Linked DNA regions of Homo sapiens: region 1 is linked to region 2. Evidence: read pairs that join two places in POLR2A ChIA-PET (ENCODE). Cell type or tissue: Caco-2. All regions are shown on one strand. Each heading gives the region's core, and the rest is flanking DNA. Links, peaks and the distances in the headings are about the cores only.

Region 1 (9,321 bases), core at 814-8,813, 430 kb after region 2:
AAAAGTTTTAAAGCAGGAATGAAAGGAAGTAGAGTACACTTGGAAGAGAGTCACGTCAGTGACTTGAAAGTTCCAAGCACAGTGCTTGGCCCTTGACTTGGGGTTTTATACGTTGGCATGGTTCTGGGGGCTACATCTCTTCTCCCCTGATTCTTCCCTTGGGGTGGGCTGTCCACATGCACAGTGTCTGCCAGCACTTGGCAGGGGTGGCATGTGCAGTGGGTTTATTGAAGTTGTGTGTGTGCTCACTTAAGGTGTTTTTCCCTTACCAGTCAAGCGTTCCTAGAGGAAGGTCATATACCAGTTAAACTCCGCCATTGTGCCTCTTAGTGCGCAAGCTAGGGCCCACTCACACAACTCCGGAGATCTTATCCGGAAGCTGCTGTTCATCAGCCTCAGGTATTTTCTATCTATTGGGAGACTGCCTTTCCCTGGTGCTGGCTGTGGACAATTATTATTTTTGAGAGTTTAAGAACCACCTCATCGTCACCTGATAGTCACCTGACATTCCTGGGGGTGGAGGGGGGGCCTGTCCTGCCCTGCTCATGTCTGCCTAACTACCTACTCTAACAACCCCACAATTACATATAAGGACACTGAGGCCATGAGAGGGGAAGTGACTTACCCAAGGTCACACCACACATGACCCTTTGGCACCGTGTTTCCTATTCCTCCCATAATGCCTCACATTGTCACTTGTGATGAGGGTCAGCTCTGAGGTGACATAGTTAACCTTCATTCTGAAAGATATTAGGAGTGATTTATATTTTTGAATGTGGCTAATGGTAGAAATAAAATGATAATGAGAAAGCAACACATACTTTCAACGTGACTGCTCACCAGAGCTAACATTAAGCCTGATTTGATCGTACCCATTAGAGATTTCAGCTGAACATTATGAGGATATTTCTTGGGAATTTATCTGATGGATGTGGCAGGATCAGCTGCTAAGGATAAAGAACCGTCACTGAAATGTCCGACTAGACAAACTTTTTTCAGTTAGAGGTATGAGAGAATTTGTCACGCTACATATAAATCAATTCATTTCTAAAACGAAGCAGCTACTTTTAAAATTATTTTTTACATTGCAAGCTGTTTTACCTTTATTAGCCTGCTTTATCAGTAAAAAGGTGTTTGGGGAAGGTAGATTTTATTTATTAATCATTTCACATGTTGGGTTTTATTAAGGTGAGTCACCTATATGGAGATCTTTAAGTTTGAAAGATGCCAGGGATGGTGGCTCATGCCTGTAATCCCAGCACTTTGGGAGGCCGAGGCGGGCAGATCACTTGAGGTCAGGAGTTCGAGACCAGCCTGGCCAACATGGTGAAACCCTGTCTCTACTAAAAATACAAAAAATTAGCCAGGCGTGGTGGCGGGCGCCTGTAGTCCCAGCTACTCGGGAGGCTAAGGCAGGAGAATGGCATGAACCCAGGAGGCAGAGCTTGCAGTGAGCTGAGATCACACCACTGCACTCCAGCCTGGGAGACAGCGAGACTCTGTCTCAAAAAAAAAAAAAAAAGCTTGAAAGACACCTCAGAGATCATCTGGTCCAACCTCTTTATTTTCCAAATGAGGTGGCTGTGATTCAGAGAGGGAAAGTGACAATTCCAAGGTCACACAGCAAGCAACATCAGAGCCAGGACTATGACAACTTCTCCAGACTAGGTCAAGGCTTTGTTTGATTAACAGCCAATAGAGCTCCCTGTGCTGTAAGTTATAGGAACAAGACCACAGTATTGAAAATACAAAGGAACACAGTCCACTTTCTTTATGAATCTTTTTTTCTTATAAAAATAAAATATTTTCACTTACCCAATTTCAAAAAATTTTTAAATAGCTTATACTAAGACAATGTGTACAGCCACAGTACATCCCAGTGTTTTGGGAGGCCAAGGAGGGAGGATGGCTTGAGGGCAGGACTTCAAGACAAACCTGGGCAACATAGCAAGACCCTATCTCTACAAAAAATTTTTAAGAATGAGCTGGGCATGATGATACGTACCTGTAGTCCTAGTTACTCAGGCAGCCAACACGAGAGGATCGCTTGAGTCCAAGAGGTTGATGCTGCAGTGAGCCGTGACCACATCACTGCACTTCAGCCTGCACAGCAGAGAGAGACCCTGTCTCTAAAAAAAAGAGCAAAGTAAAAAGACACTTGTAACCAAAACAGAAGAGATGAAGAAAGAAAGCTAGGGGAAATAAGAATGTACATATGATGCATGCACATGTGTATGTGTGTGATCTGTCTGTGAGGGGGTGGCCAAAGAATACATAATTTGGGTAAAATTTAAACCTCTAATAAGAACGGTCACTGAAATTAATTTTTTAATTTTTTTTTTTTTTTCGAGACAGGGCAGGGACTCACTCTGCCATCCAGGCTGGAGTGCAGTGGTGCCATTTTGGCTCACTGCAGCCTCAACCTCCCGGCCTAATGCAACACTCCTGCCTCAGCCTCCCAAGTAGCAGGGACTACAGGTGAATGCCATCATGCCCAGCTAATTTTTTTTTTAAGAGATGGAGTTTCACCATATTGCCCAGGCTGTTCTCAAACTCTTGAGCTCAAGTGATCCACCCACCATGGCGTCCCAAAGTGCTGGGATTATAGGTGTGAGTCACCGTACCCAGCCTGAAATTGATTAAGATCTGAGTTTCCTGGTAATAAAGTTTTCATTTGCTTGTTTATTTCCCCCCCCAAAAAACCCTTCAATTGAGGTTTCTAAATATTCGTTTTTTCTCCCCTCCGATCCCATCGCATTGCCCTATGTCCCAGCCTGAGAAGCATGGAGCAGAATCACAGCACATTGGAGCTGGAAGGCTCCTTAAACACCGCCAAGTGCAGCCCTCCCAGTTGACGGAGGGACACCTGGAGCCCCAGAGAGGAAAGTAGCATGCCACAGTCATAACAGTCCACAAAAAGGGGGTGCTGTAGAGACACCGAACACTTCATGCCCGCGTTTCAGGGATTTCATAGCCGCAGACGGCATCCCTGATCCCCATTGGTCCCATTCTCAAGAACCTTGAGCCTGATGATCTTGGAACTTTTTCCTCCCACGGGGCCTTACCAGGTACAAAGTCTTTTCACCCCTGCTGTGTCGCATGGGACCGCGACTTATCCCTGTGAGGCAAGAAGGCAGAGAAGAAAATTGGGCCTCAGAGAACCGGAGACTCAGCCAAGGTCACAGGGCCAGTCAGCGCTGGTGGTGGGAACTCAGGCTGCTGCAGCCAAGGACACTCCTTCCTCTCCATGCTGGGGGCTCCCTGGGAGCACGGCAGACAGTGAGCAACGAGCCCGTGCACTCCGTCGTCCACCGCAGAAAACGCTGCAAGGATATTGCTGACGGGCCGGGCGCGGGGGCTCACGCCTGTAATCCCAGCACTTTGGGAGGCCGAGGCAGGCGGGTCACGAGGTCGGAAGATCGAGACCATCCTGGCTAACACGATGAAACCCCGTCTCTACTAAAAATACCAAAAATTAGCCGGACATGGTGGTGGGCGCCTGTAGTCCCAGCTACTCGGGAGGCTGAGGCAGGAGAATGGCGTGAACCCGGGAGGCAGAGCTTGCAGTGAGACGAGATCGCGCCACTGCACTCCAGCCTGGGCGACAGAGCAAGACTCCGTGTCAAAAAAAAAAAAAAAGAAAAGAAAAGAAAAGAAAAGATATTGCTGACAGCTGGTTGGGATGACAGCTTCATGGTCAAAGTACCATCTCTTAGACGCATAAAACATCTAGCACAAAGGGATTTAAGTAAAACGGCTGTTTTATAAAGGGATATGTGTTTTAAAAGGGGGAAAAGAGTCAAGAGCTTTGTATTTCAAGTTTTGTGGAGCACCAATGGGTACCTCAACAGGTGACCTGCAAAATCCATGGCAGGCAGAGGCTTCTGGGCATGCGGTTCACAGGGCTCATGATTGAAAGGAATTAAGAGAAACTTCAAAGTGAGATTCACGGGGTCTGGATGAGGTAAGAACTCTTGGAAGCATAGGGAAAAATTAAAGCAATTGTCAAGCATGAAGGGGAAGAAAAGATCACCTCTGCAGTCCACGTTCTACCTCTGGACCTAAGGCTTAAAGTTTAAAATAATAATAATAATAACCTGGCATCTTGTTTTGATTTAAGTATGAAAAGCCGGTGTCTGCAGGCGGCTGCTGAGCTAAGCGCTTTTCCTGCTGGGGCACCGTGGAGCTGTTGTCAGAGGTGCGGGATAACTCGAAGCAGAGCCAGCCCAGCTGGGCGGCCGGACCCCCGTTTGAGTTGCAATGCCGGCAGTTAGAAAAAGTGTCTCCAACTTGTAAACACAGCAAATTTGATCTGGAAGTCATTGAGAAAACATAAACACGGAACCTCACGCAGTCCTGTTTACACTCTTCCAGCCCTGGTGAAAGATGAGCTCCTTATGGAAGGATTTTTTTTTTCCAAAGGCGCTTTTCTTTTTAAAATAAAAATCCCAAGAAGTATGTATTGCCACCAAGACCAAAATCCCAACAGAGACCACGAGTGCATGAACAAGTGTTGCTTCAGCAGGTGACAATCATAGTGTCACATTTATTCGAGTTGTCTTCTGCAGTTGCAGAAACTCTGCTTTATCAAAAATCCATTGTTTTTGAGGTGGAAATTAACATGACTGGAACGGCGTCTAAAACCATATCCTTGGTTGAGAATATGGTTTCATAACTATTTCCTGTTTCCCAAATCCATTCTAAATGTGTAGTAACATGAACCAGGAATTTAGTCCAGTATATCTTCATACGACCAATAAATAAATGGAAGGCACAGATGGAGGAAGGGACTTACTTAAGGTCACAGAGAGCTTGTTAGTGTCAGAGACAAAAATAGGACAGCGATTTCCTGGTTTCTACTAGTTCTTTCAGGACATGTCTCTTCCAGGAATTGCTACTGACACTTTTGCCCAAGGGCGTTTATTAAATAGTGTGTTCTGTGTGGAGCAGGTATGGGCTTTATTTCACAAACTTGGCATGAAAGAAATGCCACATGATTTTTCTTTAAAAAAATTAATTCTGCTGAGGAGTCTCCAGTTCACTGGGTGGGTGAAGAAATTGACTAATTCGGTCATTAGTGACTAGGGCCCATCCTGGAAGCAGCATCACCTACATTGTGCGGTGGAAGGGACCAAGGTGTGGAAGTGGAGCAGCCTTAAGAGAGGCTCTGGTTTTCAGTCCCCACCAGCACAATGACCTCCTCACCATACCCCAGGGCCTCTGCCGGCCAGCAGCTCCTCTGCTCCTGGGCTGTGGCCTCTGCAAGGATAGGGTCAGCAGCCTCTCCCTCCCCAGATTCTGCGTCCACCCCTGCAACCCTGGGAGGGAAGAGAGTAAGGCCTGGGATCCCCGCACTGTTCCTCTCTGAAGTCTGGAAGGACGTCTCCAGCCCACTTTTCCCTCCCTGCACCCAAATCTCCTTCTGTGTCCCAGCCTCTCTCACTGCCTCCTTTCCTGGTTAGCATAATCTTCTCTAAAGCAAGGCCAGAATGTAAGAGAGAAGGGTTTTGAGGAACTCCTGCTTTCCGTCCTATCAAGGAATCCTGAGACAAGGAAACCCAAATACCTAACAATAGAATTCTAAATTAATATCTCAATCAATTACTCTGCCACTTAGATATGCCACCTTGACCACGCAGAATTCAAATTCAAATCCTTTTACAATGAAAACAATAATGCATTTGCACGTCTGACCATCTACAGAGCACATTCGTTCAACTCACCAGCTCCTTTCATCCTCAAACACTGCAAAGTAGGTCTTTGTCACCCCATTTTACAGATGAGGAGACCAAGGATTCATGAAGTGATGAGGTATTTGTAGTGACTTTTTCCTGGTCCTGAGAAGAGGATGGCAAGCCCTGTGTTTCAGATACCCCCTGAACTTGGTCAACCCTCAGTAAATCCACACTTGATCCCACTCCATGATATCTTTTCTCTTTCACTGCTAAACGGCCTGATGAACTTAGCTGAAGCTACCAGATACAACTTTCAACATCCTTCTAGGTGGATCCTCGTTGTTTTTGTTCACTCAGCTTCAAGGTTAAAAAAAACAAGCAAAAAAAAAAAGACCAAAGATCATAAACAATCTTGCTACTTTTCATGCCTCCTCAGCATTTGAAAGTTTTGGCAAAAAACCCAGTGAATGATAAAAAGAATTGTTTACATTCTCGAAGGCAATTTGGTTGAGGTCCTTGTGCCCTGGTGCCAAGACTTCTGAGACTCTCGGTCTCTATTTGTCCCCCGCCTGATTTCTGTCCTGATTGGCACCTACAAAAAAGGCTTTGGCATTCAGTGGCGCCAACTTCCTCATCTCCCTGGAGAAACAGGCTACAAACCCACGAGAGGATCCAATGCATCCAGTCACTCAGCAAACATTCATGGAGAAGCTACTGTGTGCCAGGCATTGTTCCAGGCATGGAGGGATACAGTCACAAACAAAACCAAGTCCCTGCCCTAACGGAACTCCTCAGGGGAGGGGGTGCACATTAAATAACCATAATAAATAATATTTCAGATGATGGTATGTGGTATGAATAAATAATATTTCAGATGATGATATGTGGTATGAAGAAAATACAGCAGGGGAAGGGGGATGCTCTTCAGAAGAACAGCCCCTCCAGGAGTGCTTAGGACGCTGGCTGCAAAAATTCACGCACATTTCTAACGCCACTTCATCTCCCTTTAGTAGTTTTGCGAGCAGGCAGGAAATAGGAAATCGTTGGCATAAGTGTGCCCTGAAAGATGTCAAAGGCTGGATCCATCCACAAAAGCAACTGCAACACTGAGGTTGCCTGGCCTGGAGCAGGCGAGCATGGGGGAAGCAGCTCTGGGTGGGTAGTTGGCAGCCCTGACCTTTGTTTCCCGATCTGCCACCCAGGCTCAGTATGCCCTTCCCCATATCCCTTCACCCGATCTGCCACCCAGGCTCAGTATGCCCTTCCCCACATCCCTTCACCCGATCTGCCACCCAGGCTCAGTATGCCCTTCCCCACATCCCTTCACATCGCTGGATCCTCTGTAAAATGGAATATACAGCAGGTTGAGAGTTTCCTCTTTCCAGCCATCATTTTCTCCTAGCGCCATATTCTCTCAGACTTTTATTCCACATAGTCACTTTATTTTGGGTTTAAGTAGTTAATTTAGAAAAATGTCCCAAAGAGAGGGTTGATAGACCCCAGGAGTTCGAGGCAGTGAGCTATGATCGTGCCACTGCATACCAGTCTGGGTGACAGAGCAAGAGCCCCCCCACCCCCCCCAAAAAAAAAAAAGAAGAAGAGAAAAAAAACAACCTAAAGAATGGCTGGCAGACCTGGTCAAAGAGCTGTCTCGGGAAGAAATGATATATTCCTTCTCCAGCAGAAAGTGAGACCAGCCATCTAGAAACCAGAGCTAAGCCTTTGCACACACTTTATCTGAGAGAGAAAATTTAAAAATACAACCAAGAGAATTTTGGAAAAGAACAATAAAGGGAATCTTGTTTACTTACTTACAGCTTACTAGACAGCTATAGGAAGCTGCATATCATTTTGAACCATATTCCTCTGCTGGTGTGGGAAGAAGAAAATAGATCAATGCACTGAAGTGCTTCCATGACAGCTGGTAAACAGCTACTGCCCTGAACTCTCACAGTGCGTCCTGCTGACCTGGCCACCTTGGTCTCTCCCTTGGGACCCCTGACTCCTCACCCACCAGCTATTAAAGACTAACACCTGGGGGCGGGACGCGGTGGCTCACGCCTGTAATCCCAGCACTTTGGGAGGCCAAGGCAGGCGGATCACAAGGTCAGGAGATTGAGACCATCCTGGCCAACATGGTGAAACCCCGTCTCTACTAAAAATACAAAAAATTAGCCAGGCGTGGTGGCAGGCGCCTGTAGTCCCAGCTACTCAGGAGGCTGAGGCAGGAGAATGGCGTGAACCCGGGAGGCGGAGCTTGCAGTGAGCCGAGATCTAGCCACTGCACTGCAGCCTGGGTGACAGAGCGAGACTCCGTCTCAAAAAAAAAAAAAAAAATTAACACATGGCCCAGCAGGACCTCCTTGGACCCTACTTCAGCACCTCAGGCTGACGGCTAACTTCTGCACTGATCTGCAGACATTGCCCGATATGTGTATTATCTCACCGCTGAGCACCCTCAAACTCTCTTAGTGGTGGTTTGTCCTTTGAGAGTATAATTTGGCAGTTTCTATGAATTTTCAAACTATGCACACCCTTCAGCCCAGGAATTCCACTTCCCATCAGTTTTTCTACGAATATTTACATATGCAAAAGCTGTACAACAATTTTTATTGCAGCAGTTTAATAACAAATAAGGAAGCAACAACAGAAATAAGCTTACAGCCCAAAAATGAAGGCTGGTTAAATAATAGTCTATCCACGGAAGACTGCACCAACAGCCTTCAGTGACCCAGCAATTCACTGGCTTAGTGAATGGAGAAGTCCAGAAGAGAGGGGGTTTCGGGTTCCGTTCCATCAGTCCTCTGCTGTGTTGGTTATTCTCTTAGCTCTCCTCTCCTCTGTGTGCCACCTGCATCCTTTGTTGACCTCTCTCATCTATGGTGGTTCCAGGCCTGTCATCCACACACAGCCCAGCTCAGAGTGAGCGGGAGAGATCTTCTCTCCTACAGCTATTCAGAGACATCCTGGGCCGCAGTGGGATTGGAGCCCTCCTGAGCTCATTGCTGAGGTTTACACCTCCCAGGGCCCTCCCCTAGAGCTGCTGATGAGGTCAATCCCACCCAGATTCCAAGGCTGCTCCCCAAGGCGGAAGGGGCAGAGTGGATGGGTATGGGTCGGGGATGGGGGAGCCACCCAGTTTGGCTGGCCAGTATGGTGACCATGTTCTAGAAAGCCACCCTTAACTCACTGGGGGAAAAGGATGTATGGGGAATAAGAGTGGATGGAAGCAGGAAGACAAGTTAGGAGGCGGTTGCTATGGTGCTGACCAGAAAGGGAGACGGGCAGAGAGTCACAGGGTGCGATCGGCAGGGCTTAGGGCTTGGTCACCACCTAAACTGCATTGGGAGTATTGAGAGGGGTTTCAACAAAGCCAAGACCAGGGTGCAAAATTTAAGGGGATGTCGAAAAACTCAGTAATCAAGATACATAATATTTCAATGCAATATTTTTTAAAATAAAAAGGAATCCAAACATTTATGATGTATGAAATACTAAAAATTCACATAAAGACAGAAACTGTGACTGGGCATTTTCCTTTTTGGCCTCAGTCTCTAAAGTGGCTCGGCACGGCACTCACTGGAGGATGACCAACAGGTTACAAAATTGTGGTGCTTAAAAAAAGTTACTGGGATAAAGAATTGGT
Region 2 (9,321 bases), core at 668-8,667:
TTCTCCTATGTTATCTTCCAGGAGTTTTATAGTTTTGCATTTTACATTTAGGTCTGTAATCTATTTTGTGTTAATTTTTTGTGAAGGATGTAAAGAGTGTGCCTAGAATCATTTTTTTTAACATGTGGATGTCCAATTGTTCCAGCACGATTTGTTGAAAAGACTGTATTTTCTTTGTATTGCCGTTGGTCCTTTGTCAAAAGATGAGTTGACAATATTTATGAGGGTCTATTCCTTTTTTTTTTTTTTTTTTAAGAAGACAGGCTCCAGCCAGACTGGAGCGTAGTGGCTCTTCACAGGTGCGATTCCACTACTCATCAGCACAGGAGTTTTGACTTGTGTTTTCTGACTTCAGCCAGTTCACCCCTCCTTAGGCAACCTGGAGGTCACCATATTGATGCTGAACTTAGTGTGGACACCCAATTGGCATAGTGCACTACAGCCCGGATCTCTGGGGCTCAAGTGATCCGTGAAGATCTATTTCTGGGCTGTCTATTCTGTTTCATTGATCTATTTGTCTATTCTTCTATTCTTTTGCCAATGCCACACTGTCTCTATTACTGTAGCTTTATGCTGAGCCTTGAAACTGGGCAGTCAGTCCTCTGACTTTGTTTTCCTTCGATATTGTTGGGAAGAACTGACATCTTACAATATCGAGTCCACCTATCCGTGAATGTAAAATATCTCTCTATTTATTTAGTTGGAGTTTCGTAGTTTTCCTTCTGTATATCTTTATACATGTTGTTAGATTTATACCTAAGTATTTCATTTTGAGGTGTGCTAATATTGTATAAATGTATTTTATTTTTAACTTCAAGTTCCAATTGTTTATTGTTGGTATATAGGAATGTAATTCACTTTTTTTTGTTTGTTTGTTTTGTTTTTGTTTTTTTGTGAGACAGTCTCGCTCTTGTCACCTAGGCTGCAATGCAGTGGCACAATCTCGGCTCACTGCAACCTCTGCCTCCTGGGTTCAAGCCATTCTCCTGCCTCAGCCTCCCAAGTAACTAGGATTACAGGCGCCCGCCACCACACCCAGCTAATTTTTGTATTTTTAGTAGAGATGGGGTTTCACCATGTTGGCCAGGCTGGTCTCGAACTCCTGACCTCAGGTGATCCGCTTGCCTCGGCCTCCCAAAGTGCTGGGATTACAGGTGTGAGCCACCGTGCCCAGCCATGATTCACCTTTATATATTAATCTTGTATCCTGCAACTTCACTATAACTACTTATTAGTTCTAGGAGGTGTATTGTTTGTTTTGTCAGTTCTCTTAGATTTTCTACATGGACAATCATGTAATTTGTAAATGAAGACAGTTTTATTTCTTCCTTCCTAATCTATATGCCTTTTATTTAAAACAAACATTTGTTTTGTAATGATATCCTCATGCATTTTTTTGGGGTCTATTTTTGCTTCTTTTCTTCCTTCCTTTTTTAAAGGCCTAAATTTTAATAGGACTTTAATGGATAAATGTCAAAAAAAAAAAAAAAAACCAAAAGACCCTTAACTTCTAACATTTATTTTCAAATCTTAACACTGCATTTAAATGGTTAAAGTAACACAAATTTATATATAAACCTAATAATTAGGAAGCAATGGAAAATTCTTATTCTAAGTAAAAATCATTCTTTCCTGCAGCTCAGAACTTTCCGGCAATTTTGTTTTCTTCCTCTGAAGTACTTCTTTTTAGAAATTCCTTTAGTAAGAATCTGTTGATGGCAAAATTTCTCAGTTTTTATTTGCCTGCAAATGTCTTTATCTTAGTCTTTTTCTTCAGTGATATCTTAGTTGGGTTTATAAGTCTTGATTGACAATTATTTTTCTTTTGCACTTTGTTTTTCTGTGTTTTTCAAAACCAGCTGGGCACAGTGGCACACACCTTTAGCCCCAGATATTTGAGAGGCTGAGACAGGAGGATTACTTGAGCTCAGAAGTTTGAGGCTGTAGTGTGTTATAATCATGTCTGTGAATAGCCACTGCACTTAAGCCTGGGCAACTTAGCGAGACCTCATCTCTTAAAAAAAAAAAAGTGTGTGTGTGTGTGTGTGTGTGTGTGTGTGTGTGTATTAGATCTATCTTTGAGTTCACAAATTCTTTCTTCAACTGTGCCTAACTTCATGTTTCATTTAGGTTTTTCCTCATCTGCTTAGTTTTTAATTATAATAACTATGATTTCTCATGTTTAAAATTCTTTCTGGTTGTTTTCTACAAATGCCTGGGCCCTTTTGAGATTATTTTATTCCTTGCTCATGTATTTTGATTCCCTCTTTTATTTCTGAAAACATTTCTTTTTACTTCCTTAAAACATAATTATTTTTAATTCTGTGTTCCATAGTTCATATATATGAAGTCGCTGGGAATTTAATTCTGCTTTTTTTTTGTTTCTTCTGATTCTTATTGGTGGTGGCTGGGTTTTTCATGTGTTTAAAAATTTTGACTGTGAGCTGGGTTTTGACTGTTCAGCTGGGTTTATTCGTGGGAACCCATGAGGTCTGGGTTTTGAGTGCATCCTTACAGAGAGAATACGCATTTGCTTCTCTGCCAGGTGGCCCTGTAATGGTATAACACGAGACCATTTTTAAGTTAACTCTTCCGCTGGGGGTTTCCAGTCAACAAAAAATGTGTGAATTTAATTCCTTGTGCAGATAAGTTTCATTTTCACCTTCCTTTACCAGTGGACAGTAAATCCTTTTACTGAGACTGTAGCTTTTCAGGCTTCTTACTTTATTAGGGGTCTCAGTTCCAATTTTCCAGCTTATTCAGGCTGAATATCTAGTCTTCTGTTCCCTGCAAGGCCATTAAAACTCCAGCTTGTTTCAGCGATTGGCAGATGCTCTCAGGATAGCTTTGGTTCAGCACGAACTCCCTCTTCAGTTTGGCACCTGGTGACTTCCCTTACTTCCAGGTCAGCTCAGCTCTGAATCTAAAAGTATTCCTGTAATATTTTATCCAGAATATCTGTATGCTTTATCTCAGGAGGGCTTTTCAGGCTCTCTGGTCATTTGCCAGAAATACCATAGCACGAGTTTCTTTCTAAACGTAGTCACTTTTTCACTCATTGTTAAATGTCACCTTTATTTTGAAAGGATGGATTATGGGTATATTAAAAATATCTACTAGGTAGCATACTACTGGCAGCTACCTATCACCAAACGAATAGCAAAGTTATAATAATTTGTGGGGTTTTTTGTAAGAGAAAAATGTGTACCTAAGTTCCTTGCCATGAGATGACTTATAGAATCTTCACAGTTACTTGCCATCTCCCATTTAAAATAATTACTGAATCCAACCTAATTGGACAAATATGAACTACAATGCCCTGTAATAAGCTCAGAATGATAGAGCAGATGAGGGTTTCTCCGTCTACCTGTCTAAGTTATAGACATCTCACTGACATGTCTTGGATTATGTCTGGGCATCATCAATGTTAATAAAACTTAAATTCTATGTTTTGTAATCAAATAAAAATACATAGAAGTTCTAATATTTTATTTCCTTCATGCCAGTGGCTAATCTCATCTTGGTTGGGGTAAGTTACTTCTGGCATGTAGTGGGTGGAGGCCAGGAATTCTGGCTTAAACATCCTACAATGCGCAAGACTCCCCTCCGTGGCTGAATTGTTTTGTCAAAGATGTTGAAAATGCTCAGTTTGAGAAGCACCGAGTCAGACACGGAGGAAGTGTGGCAATTTCAGGCTCTGGTTTCACTCCTCACTGCCGCCCTTCACAGTCCTCCTGATTCAGGTGTACCACGCTATGCTTCCTTCCCCAATCGTAAATATCCTCTTCGTGTCTTTTCTTCCAGAGCTTCACACACTTCATGGGCATGGTGTGTGAATTGTTTTCCAGCTGCAGCATTTCTAACTGAATCTCTGTCTCAGAGCTAGATGGTGTCCACAGGGTTCAAGAGAAGGGCACTTTTCCTAATCATTTACTTCAGGCTGTTATTCAGATGACATCATCCTTCTAAACCAAAGAGACTAGGAGGAAAAGGGGAGGGGGCGTTTACTTTTCCTGTAAAGCAAACTCCAGGTGACTGCAATACAGTATCTCACGTGGTCACAGGCTCTGGTTCTAAGAGCAAATATGAAGGTGGATGGGAAGAGATGGAGTGGAGAGTACGGGAACGGAATCAACACAGCAGGGTGTGTTTGTGTTGGGGGGAGATTTTGAAAGTCCCATATTTGGGCTGAGGAGACCCAGATGGCACCCCTGAACCTCCATGCAGCTTGGATAAGCTGGTAAGCAAGGTCCAGGGCAGACAGGCAGGCAGGAGGCCAACGAGAGGGAAACGCAGAGCTCCCAACTCCTTCCTGCAGAGGCTTGCAGGACTGTGTGCTAGAAATTAGAGGGGGCTTTTCACCTGTCTCTGTTCACTCATGACACAAACCCTTCCTTGAGGAAAGAGTCAGAGGTCAGTGAACGTGACAAAATCACCTCCCGTCGCTGTGAGGCTGGCCCGGGACTCTGCTGGCTGAGGCTAGGTAACTTGTTCCTCTCCGTGTCTCCCGTCCTGACCTCACCCAGGCCTGAGCCCGCCTTGCATCTAGAAGCTGTCTGGCCCATTAGTGTCCTTCCACTCCACAGAAGGTTCAGACTAGAAGGCTCTTGACCTCATGTACTCCTTTGCTCTGCATTTTAAACATGAAGAAACCAAGGGCATGATAGAGCTCTTTGTTCCCATTCAAGACATCTTATTTCTGAGGGCAGGTCTCCTTGGCCTGAGGGGCTTGAGAGCAGGCACTAACCTTGACTTTAGGGGCCCTAAAAAGGAAGTGAGCTGTGTCAGAAATGTGTCTGGGGCTCACCTTGGCAATGGGAGCCATTCAGCTTGTACCTAAAGGAACAGTTAGCCCAGAGTGAAACCCAATTCTTAGTTTAAAGAAACAGACGCAGAAAGACTTCTTAAGCCTGGATCAATGTCTTTCCCCACAAGGAGTGAGAAAATAAAAACAATGTTGAATCCTCTCACGCTGCTAATAAAAAGGAGACAGGGCTCAAGTGAGGGCAGCCAGGGAGCGCAGAAGGAGGCATTTTCCATTGAACTTTTTCTGCTTATGCAATAGATCTTCATTATCTACACTGTGCTGTGGCTCTCCAGCTCCCCCAGGGAGATGCTTAATGACATAAACTGCTTAATAAGCAGTGACTGGTGCCCCGGAAGAGCCGATGGAAGAGGAAAGCGGCCTGCTCCTATCTCCTAGTGTTCTGCATTTCTCTCTCACAGCTGATTTCAGATACTGGCCAGAGGGAGATAAAGGGCAGCTGGCTTCCCAACCAGACCAGCAGCATTTGCCCTGTTGGAAGGCTGGCTTCAGGCAACATTGCCACTCACTTTCCCTCATGAGGGGAAACGCGGCCTCCATTTTTTGTGCTCTTAAGCAAGAATTTCCTACTTTGGTGCTGTCTGTCTTAGGCTCCACCCAGAAGCCTCATTCACTTTTCTGAGATAGCGTCTTGCTCTGTCACCCAGGCTAAAGCGCAGTGGCATGATTTCGGCCCACTGCAACCTCTGCCTCCTGGGTTCAAGTGATTCTCTTGCCTCAGCCTCTCGAGTAGCTGGGACTACAGGTGTGTGCCACCATGCCTGGTTAATTTTTGTATTTTTAGTAGAGATGGGGTTTCACCATGCTGGCCAGGGTGATCTCAAACTCCTGGCCTCAAGTGATCTACCCACCTCAGCCTCCCAAAGTGCTGGGATTACAGGTATGAGCCACTGTGCCTCGCCATCATTCACTTTTATTTACCAAACATGTATTGCCGGGTAATTTTCTATGTGCTTACAGGTATTCATCTACATAAGCTGGGCGCAGTGGCTCACACCTGTAATCCCAACACTTTGGAAGGCAAAGGCGGGAGGATTGCTTGAACTCAGAAGTTCAAGACCAGCCTGGACAACATAGCGAGACCCTGTCTCTACAAAAAATACACAAATTAGCTAGGCATGGTGGTGCACACTTGTAGTCTCAGCTGCTTGGGAGGCTGAGGTGGGAGGATGACTTGAGCCTAGGAATTCAAGGCTACAGTGAGCTATGTTCACGCCACTACACTCTTGCCTGGGCGACAGAGTGATGCCCTGTCTCCAAAAAGGAAAAAAAAAATGGGTCACAGAGTTAAGTTCTATTTCTAAGCTCATTTTAAAGATGAGGAAACTGAGGCACAGAGAGATCAAATCTGCCCAGCCGCAAGGAACATGGTGGCTTTCCTATACTCCTAACCTCTGTTCTGGGCCGGGCCTGGCACTATGTTTCTCTCTGCTCTCCCCTGGGCCCACTCTGCACATGCTCCTCTTTCTCCTGAAGCCCTCCCAGGCTGCTCCCCTTCCCCCGCTCTCCTTGCCACTCTCAGCCTGTATCTCAGGTTCTACTGACCTCCTCTCAGGTACATTCTCATCTACACATTTTCAGCTAGTTCACTGTCCAAGATTTTCCTCCAAGATCAAAAATCAAGAGGAGACATTTCTCTCTCAAGGCAAAATCCTGAAAAACTGTCAAGGATGATAACACAGAGATATTGTCCTAATGTCGTTTATAACATTGAAAAATTGAGAACAGCATTAGTGTTCAGTAATAAGGGATCTGTTAACAAAATAAGGAGTATCATGCAACCATTAAAAATGCATATTTCTGGAAGGCTTTAGAGAGGGAATATGTTAAGGGAGAAAATGAGACTCACATTCGATATAGCACAAGGGCGAATGGGAGGGATGTGGGGGTCTATGGGCAAGTTATCACTGACCCTATTAAGAATTGCTGTCGCTGGGTAATGATAAAAAGCAGACCACTTTTATTTGATTTTATTATTGTTTTAAAATTTGCTACAGATGATCTACCTCCTTGTCGCCTGTACCCAGGGGCAACTGCTCTCACCAGGCCTCCCCACTTGGTATGTCACTGCTGTCATTTTGTCCATCGTGTGCCATTTAATTGCTCATTCAAAATCTTTCTTATAGAACTTCAATCACTGTGAGATCATTTCTCTGCTGATTAAGGAGGTTGAACATACTTTCATGTGCTTATTGGCCATTGATATGTCTTCTTTTGTGATTCAAAATAATTTTTTTTTCTTTTTAATGCTGAATTGTAGGCGTTCTTTATGTGTTCTCGATACAAGTTCTTAGTGGAACATCTTAACAAACTGTGGCTTGTTTTTCATGTTTTTAAAATTTTATGAGCCCAAAATTTTAATTTTCTTAAAGTTCAATTCATTAATTTTTAAATTTCATAATTAGTGCTTCAGTGTCCTGTTTTTAAGAAATCTCTGCTTACACCAAAATGCCAAAAGTATTCTGCTTTTTTTGGAGATGTTTCATAGTTTTAGCATTTAGTTTGATATCTAGGATTCATCTCAAATTAGTTTTTGTGAATTGTGTGAGATAGGAGTTGTCATTCATTTTTTTCTAGATGGTTGTGTAGTTATTCCAGCACTATTTATTGAAAAGACTTTTCTTTTGCCATTGATTCGCTTTGGTGCCTTTGTCAAACTTTGATTATACATACCAGATGCTTCTAGATTCTATTCTGTTCTCTTGATCAGGTAATTTTGTCTATCCAATAAACTTAGTAAAATACAAGTAATTTCATAGTAAGTCTTAAAATCAAACAGTATAAGTCCTCCCTATTTGTTTTCTTTTAAAAGATTGTTTTAAATAATGTAGGTTCTTTGAATTTTCATATAAACTTTAGAATCAACTTTTCAATACCTACAAAAATCCTTATTGGGAATTTTATTGAAATAGTGCTGGGTCTAGAAATCAATTTTGCAGAATTGATATTGTAACAATATTGTCTTCTAGTGCATGAATATGGTAAAAAGTCTCCATTTGTTTTCAGTCATCTTTAATTTCTCTCAGCAATGCTTTAGATTTTTAATGTGGAAGTTATAAATGTCTTTTGTTATTTTTTCCTGAGTGTTTTATATTTTATCTCATTATTAATGGAATTATCTTCATTATTTCATTTCCAATTTCTTGCTACTGGAATACAGAGATACAATTAACTTTGTATATTGACCTACAACCTTACTAAATATACTTAATACACTTGTTAGATCTAGTAGCCATTTTTAAACTATTCCTTATGGTTTTCTATATAAACAGTCATATTGTCTAAAAATAATGTCAATTTTACTCCTTCTTTTCCACAACTTCATAGCTTTATTTTTCTTTTTTAATGAACTGGATAAGATATCTAATACAATTTTGAGTAGAAGAGGTAAAAGTGGTCATCCCAACCTTGTTCCCAATATTAAGATGTAAAGCATTTGAATTTTTACCATTACATAAGATCTAACCTTAAGTTTTACATAGATGCCTAGTGCTAGGTTGGCTGAGGAGTTTTCATTCTTTTTCTTGTTTACTTATTTTACTTTCCTCCCATAAATGGATATTCAATTTATCAAATGCTTTGTCTGCAGCTATTGAGATAATCATATGATTTTTGTTCTTTTCCTGTTAAAATTGTAACATATTTTCTATTACTTTTTTAAAGATTTTTGTATCTAATTTCTTGAGAAAGTTTGGTAATTTTCTTTTCTGTAATGTCTTTGTCACTTTTGGCATCAGAAATGATTGACCACGTAAAGTGAGTTGGGAAGTAATTCTTGCTCCTCCTCTATTTTATGAAAGAGTTTGTAGGAGATTGGCATTATTTTTTCCTTTAATGTTTGGTAGAATTCTTCAGTGAAGCTGTCTGAAGCTGGAGGAGTTTTTTTGTTGTTTTATTTGTTTGTTTGTTTTTGTGGGAAGGGCTTTAACCACAAATTTGATTTTCTTAATAGATATAGGGCTATTCAGGTTATCTATTTTTTCTTGAGTGAGCTTTGGTAGTGAGTTTTTTTCCTTGTATCTTTCAAGGGATTTGTGCCTTTCATCTAAGGTGTTAAATCTATTGGCATAAAGTTTTTCATAAGATTCTCTGAGTGTCCTCCAGAAATTCATAGAATCTGTAATTGTATTAGTGTTTTCTCACATTGCTATAAAGGAATACCTGCTACTGGGTAATTTAGAAAGGAAAGAGGTTTAATTGGCTTATGGTTCTGCAGGCTGTACGGGGAGCATGGTGGCATCTGCTTCAGGGGAGGCCTGAGGGAGAAAGGGGGTGGTGGGGTGGAGGTGCCACACACTTTTAAACAACCAGATATCACAAGCACTCACTTTCTCTAAGACAACGCCAAGGGGGATGGTGTTAAACCGTGAAAAACCACACCTATGATCCAATCCCCTCCCACCAAGCCCCACCTCCAACGCTGGGGATTACAATTCAACATGAGATTTGAGAGGGGACACAGATCCAAACCAAATCAGAAGTGGTATCACTTTTCT

Evidence for each region. Peaks named below come from ENCODE experiments on the same cell type or tissue, not always from the same donor. Only the 100,000 strongest peaks of a DNase experiment are listed, where the experiment ranks them.
Region 1: POLR2A ChIA-PET joins it to region 2 with 5 read pairs; 2 of 35 experiments call an interaction of 5 or more read pairs at or near these places.

Annotation. Positions count from the first base shown.
Region 1 is chr3:194,172,566-194,181,886 of GRCh38, forward strand. No RefSeq gene overlaps it. Among named protein-coding and RNA genes, the nearest start is that of HES1, 41 kb to the left of the region's middle. RefSeq lists an enhancer at 2,826-3,739. In Caco-2, for the core only: no CTCF peak of the experiment used is centred there; no DNase peak of the experiment used is centred there.
Region 2 is chr3:193,740,218-193,749,538 of GRCh38, forward strand. It overlaps the pseudogene RN7SL447P. Among named protein-coding and RNA genes, the nearest start is that of LINC02038, 99 kb to the right of the region's middle. RefSeq lists enhancers at 2,493-2,542, 2,563-2,612, 2,663-2,712. In Caco-2, for the core only: no CTCF peak of the experiment used is centred there; DNase peaks (open chromatin) are centred at 3,714, 4,044, 4,534 and 5,130; H3K4me3 peaks cover 487 bases.